Regions from separate parts of the Homo sapiens genome. Here region 1 is linked to region 2. A link is an interaction called in ENCODE POLR2A ChIA-PET data of the cell type or tissue named here. Cell type or tissue: HepG2. All regions are shown on one strand. Links, peaks and the distances in the headings refer to the core of each region. The heading gives the core; the rest is flanking DNA. Region 1 overlaps EFCAB12 (EF-hand calcium binding domain 12). Region 2 overlaps PLXND1 (plexin D1).

Region 1 (2,897 bases), core at 284-2,783, 180 kb before region 2:
CCATTCACCCTTCACCCATTCCACCCAGCCACCCTGACCACCTTCTGTCTCTTGCAAGCTATCCTACCCCAGGGCCTTTGCCTTCACAGTTCTATCTGCCTAGATTGTGCTTCCCCCAAGACTAGTTCCTGTCAATCACTCAGATGTCAGCTCCAATGTCTGCTTCTCAGAGAGGCCGTCCCTGACCACCAGCCCTTTAGGTGCAAGCTCATCGAAAGCTGGGGCTTTGGCTGGCCCACTGCTGTGTTCCCAGTTTCTAGAAGTGGCACATAGTAGTTGCTCAACAAAGATTCCAATGAATGAAAGAATCCCATTGTCCCTGCCCTGGTTCAGACCTTCATCGTCTCAAGCTGAAATAATATCCTGACCTTACCACCTTCTATTGAGGCTGTGAACAAGTGGCTCAGCCTCTCTGAGCTCCAGCTTCCTCCTCGTAAAGCAGGAATAGCAATCCTGACCTCTGCGGACATAAAGGATAAACTGAGATCATTCTGCAAGAATGAAGAAGAGCTACTGCAAGAAGAACTACTGGAAGAAGGCACCCCTGCCAAGACGCTCAAACTCTTGCCTCTTTAGACAAAGTGAGAGACACCCGGACAGAGCAGGAGCACCGTCATCTGGGACAAACACCGCCACTTTAAGTTCCAGCTCCCTTTCTAGCCTCATGCATTTCAAGGAAATCACTTCTCTTCTAACTATAAGCAGCCAGAAAGAGCAGACAGTAAAACACAGACAAGACAGCTCAGGCACAGAGGGAGGTCGGGGGAAAGTCTCTTGGGTGACTGCCAAACTTCACCCTCATACAATGGGCCCCAGTAAAACTGTGGGCCTTAATAAGCACATTCCTTTCCCTTCAGGTGCACTAAGATAGGGAAGCTAAAAGCAGACTTGGGGGATATGCCTGCAGCTGCAGAAAGATGTATGGAAACAGACACGCAACTCTGCCTCCCAGATAAACACAACAAAGAGACAGAGAAGCAGTCCAAGCCTCTGATAAACTCTTCCACTGTGAATCCTTAAAAACTCTTAGTCTGTAAGAGAATGTGGCTCTGACCTAACTCAGCCAGCAGCCCCTCTCAGGTTTGTTTTCTCTAAAATAAACCTGTCTTTGACTATTGAGCCACCTTTCCTGTTTCTTTCCTCTTTCTTTAATTCTTACACACCCCAGTCTACCTATCTTACCCACTATTGCTCACCAGGGAAAAAGAACTCAGTGATGACGCCAAAGTAGCACCATGAGAGCAAAGGTCTGCTGCTTGGCTTTGTGTTTACTTACTGGGAAATAACAGGACCCAAAATATCTCTGCTGCGAATATGCATCACAGCACACTGTGGTCATTGAAATGACTCACAGCCAGCTACACAGATAATGATAAGCTTGGTAATTTATAACAAAAAGGCACAAAGAGTATCAGAGGGAAAGCAGCCCAACTTGAGGTGACCTTAAAAATGTGCTGGACATAAAGGAGATTACTACTGTTGGGGTGGTGACACATGCAGGAGCGACTGTTGGGGTGCTGAGCTTCCCTGAGCTCTGAGAGAGGCAGAGACCCTGCTTGGGAGGTGATAGTTTCTCTGCAGGGCAGCTGGTTGAGACTGGACATTGAAAATCTCCTGGAGGACTGAGGAATGGATGCTCTGAGCTGCCTGCTGTCCCCAAATGAGCCACTCCAGTGAGGATGCTGAGTAACTCCTCTTGGTGTGACTGTAAACTCCAACGGCCTCACCCCAGATCTTTACCATTGTTAGGAAACCCCTCCACTGCCTCCTCCAGGGCTCCTGTGTGACTCAGGGAGGACAAGGAAGCCCCAAACATGCATGAGATTAAGTTCCTGCCAACCTGGTAGATGGGAACAGAGCAAGATTTGTTTCATTTAGAAAAACAAAGCTGTGGCTATGTTTGGGAAGGGTGCTAGAATGGGTGGGTGGTTGTAATGGTTCTTTTTTGTTTGTTTGTTTACTACAAGAATGGTACTAAGATATAAAGAAATATTATACAATGCACCTTTGTGTTGTAGAGTAAATTCACAGCCAGAGCTTTAGCAAGTCCATTTCTAATTTGCCTCTGTGCCTTGTCTGGACAGATGTGGCCCCACAAATGTATTGCTTGGCAGATGGAACTTGAGCCATGTACAACCTTTACAACTGTTGACAGCAACCCTGCCATAATACCCCTGATAGCAGAATACCAAAATACACTTTCCAGTAAACTGTAAACATGTGCTAATTCTGGTTCTGAACAAGAATTTTATCAATAAGCTATGGATTAATAGTGAGGAGGCCTTGGACCCACACACACATAAATGTCTCTGGAAAGGCTTGCCATTTGGGTCAGTTCTCAGCCTCTCAGGTGGGCTCTGGTGGGCTGAGTATCCTCCTCTAAGAACAAGGGCTGGGACTCATTTGTCTTTGAATGGACACAGTGGTAGCTGGGCACTCAAGGGAATATCTACTCCTTAGTTAATCTCTGGGCCTGAAAATTTCCAGAGGCTTGGCCAAACCACAGTCGGCCAAAACTGGGGAACACACTGAGGAAGTGAGTTTGGAGGAGAGGCCAAGGCTGCCTGCACCATGCTTGCTCCCAGGACGGGGAGGTGGAGGCACAGGATGGGGAGGGGTACGCACGCTCCCTTGCAGTGGCCAGGCTGCTCCTTTGCTGAGCCATAGACCACTGCTTGTAGGTATTGGCCAGGATATCCATGGTGATGGTGTTGTGCTTCCCAAGAGAGCTGAGGTAGATCACTATATCCTCCACCTCTTGGTTCTTCAGAGGGACTCCGACCTGAGGAGAGAGAAGACCTTCAGACTAGCAGGCTCCCATCCAAACATCCTGCTCTGATGGCCAAGGCCTTACCAGCCTCCTCAGACCCCCATCCTGCTTCCAGTTTCATCCTCAA
Region 2 (2,897 bases), core at 204-2,703:
CCCATGCCAGGGAGGAGACCACCTGCTGCTGAGAAAGTAAATACCAGCGCCTTCAGGGGTGACCAAGAGGCTTCCTGGAGGGGCTGTAGGGAGAAGATGGCCAACCAGGCCTAGCACCATGGTCAGGAAGCCTGGCCTTAGCCACAGAGGAAAAGCAGCCTGGAGGAGCACGTTGGAGAAACCAAGGCACAGAGAAGAGCAGAGGCTTCAGACAAACGGCAAAGGACACAGCAGCTCTGGCAGACCCTTCGGGGAGGCCTGCCTTGGTTTCCCTGACCCCTCTGGAAGAGGCGGGTCACCCAGCTCCAGGGCTTTGAGGTTATCCAGACCAGCTGGACACCATCTGGAAGGGCTGAAGCCAGCCAGCCAGGCCGCCCTGAGGGCCAACACACAGACTGGGCATGATCTGCCCACCCACCCCAAACAGGCATGGCCTGGAAGGACAAGCCCCAGGCTTAGGTCACAAGCCTGGCTGGATTAAGGACCTACTGTGTGACACTACAGCTACTGGGGGCACCTTACAGCCCTGGGGGTGCACGCACGCACACACACACACACACACACACACACTCTTGCTGCGTACCCATTTTACAGATGAGAAAGCTGAGGCTCCTGACTCCTAAGTCTCACAGCTCTTACCTCACTATGGGAGGCACCATCCCCTCTGAACCTCGGACTCCACATCTGTAAAATAAGACAGCAATAGCACCCACCACCTAGGGCTTATGGAAGGACTGAGCTCATAGGAGCCTTCAGTGCTAAGCACTGTAGGTGCTCAATAAATGTTCCCAATTAGCTATGCAGACCACGGAGCAGAGGCTCGGGAGCTCCCGAGGACAGGGACAAGCCACTCCACCGCTTCCTGAAGTCAAAGCATCCGAGGCTGGATGGGCTACACCGCCCTCACCAAGGACACAGTAGTGGGAGCTCTGGCCTCGGCCTGCTCTGCCCTGGCGCCTGGGAACCACCGCCACAGTCGCTGACTCAAGCAGCCATTGTTTAGTTAGCTGGACGCAGCCCCTAGACACCCAGCTCCCCCTTCATGAAGCTGTTTCTCATTCCGGCCCGGCCTGGCCCCATTTCCAGCTCCCCTCCCCCTGGGTCCCAGAGGAGCACAGTGTGGGATGGGCAGCCAGCGGCTCTTCCCTGGCCCAGGGAAAAGGCTTCCCTCCCCCCAGCAGGAGGGGCAGAGCACGAAGCCAGTCTTTCCAAGCCCTGGAACAGTTTCCCTCCCAGCTTCCTCCCCTGAAGGGACTCCAGGCCAGGAGCCGAGAAATAGTTGCCTCTCCAGGGAACACTGGCAGTTCCCTCCTGGGGCTGGGGGGACTTGGAGGTTCGATCTCACACCCTCCTCCCCAGCCCCTGGTCTCCTCGGGGTCCAGCCCATATGCCTGGCCGCAGGCTGTGCTCTGCAGCAGGACTCTACCGCTGGTCCCAGAGTCATCGCACGACCGCTGTGGACACAGCCAAGAAGACAGGGCTGCTTGGAGCCTTGCGCAAACATCTCCGGGCTGGATTCCATGAGCTGGGGACACAGAGGTGACAACGGGGCCCTCTCTCCAGCTGCCCACATCCGAGCTCAGAGGCCCAGCCCCAGGATGGGGAGGGGCAGCTTTCTCATAGTAACAGTTCGGTAGAGTGACAGTAGCAAGCAGCTGTGTGCAGTCTGCTTTGTGCTGAGACCTCTTTCTGTATTATCTCATTCAACCCTCACCACACCCTGAAAGAGTTGATGCTGCTTTACAGTAAAGGAAACTGAGGCACAGAGAGTTGAAGTGATTTGCCCAGGGGCACACAGCCGGAATGGCTAGATCCAAGCCTCCAGCGCAGGCCTGCGGGCTCCAGATCCCCGCCCTTAACCACAGCCTCCCCACCCGCCGCTCTGCTGGGAGCCACCAATGGTTGCCAGGAAATCAGCCGCTTGGAGCTGGAAAAACCCTGGGTTTTGAGCTGGGGAAACTGAGGCCCATCAAGGTGATGGCTGCTTCTAGAGAGCTCAGTCACCTCAAACAAAGATAGCGGGCAGAGGCTGGAGAAGGGCACAGGCAAGGGGGTTTGGCCACTTTCCTGGGCCTGGCCTCCACTCCAAGGCCTCTGCCTGCGGGCCCCCCCCCATTATTTACCGATCAGAGCATAAAGTGCTACATGATTAACGCCCCACTGGGGCCTTGCCGGGACTCGTAATGGAGCTGCGAGCTTCCCTCCCCCTCCAGCGCATGATTTATCAAGTTTCAGGGTAAAGGACGGTGGACTAGGCGGGGAGGGCCCCCGCTGGCGCTGGCCCCCAGATCTTGACTGCATCGAGTATCAGCCGAGCAGGGTGGAGCAGGGCCCCTGCCACTGGATGCCTGTCTGGGCGGTCTGTTTGGTTCGGCCCTGGCTCAGACATGGCCTTTGGAAAGAAGAAAACGGCTGTACTTGGGGGGCAGTGAGGATCCAAGTCCACGTGGCTGGCACTCAGAGACTTTCTGGGCTTGTCCCCACTCGGGAACCGGCTGGTTTCCATGGCAATCCCCACATGGCTGTCAGAGCTGGAGAGGCCCTCGGGAGTTACCTGGTCCAGCCACAGTGGGGGCTCCGGGTGAGCGCCTCCGCCCCTGGATCCTGCCAGCACCTGGCAGGGCCAATACAGACCAGCAGCCACAGGGTCCCTTCCGGAACCAGATCAGCCATGTCTCTCCTTTCCCCAAAGCCCTGCTGGCTCCCCGCAGCCCACATGACAGCATCCAAGTCTTTAGCCTGCAGGCAAGGCCCAGCACACTCTCAGCTTCCCCTCGGCCTGCTACCCAAGCCACATTCCAACATCTCTGAGCCTTTGCCCCTATCGTGTGCTCTGCCTGGAATGCCTTCCCCAGCCCCATCTGTCAAGTGCTGCTCCAACCTCCCCTCCTCCAGGA

What was found. Peaks named below come from ENCODE experiments on the same cell type or tissue, not always from the same donor. Only the 100,000 strongest peaks of a DNase experiment are listed, where the experiment ranks them.
Region 1: POLR2A ChIA-PET joins it to region 2 with 5 read pairs; 4 of 35 experiments call an interaction of 5 or more read pairs at or near these places.

The regions. Positions count from the first base shown.
Region 1 is chr3:129,412,620-129,415,516 of GRCh38, forward strand. It overlaps EFCAB12 (EF-hand calcium binding domain 12), which reads right to left. Exons shown (of 9, transcript NM_207307.3): 4 at 2,626-2,782. Among named protein-coding and RNA genes, the nearest start is that of EFCAB12, 15 kb to the right of the region's middle. In HepG2, for the core only: no CTCF peak of the experiment used is centred there; a DNase peak (open chromatin) is centred at 1,262.
Region 2 is chr3:129,595,379-129,598,275 of GRCh38, forward strand. The region is part of intron 1 of PLXND1 (plexin D1); the gene reads right to left. Among named protein-coding and RNA genes, the nearest start is that of PLXND1, 9.8 kb to the right of the region's middle. RefSeq lists an enhancer at 840-1,571. In HepG2, for the core only: no CTCF peak of the experiment used is centred there; DNase peaks (open chromatin) are centred at 1,033, 1,533 and 1,911; H3K4me3 peaks cover 1,968 bases.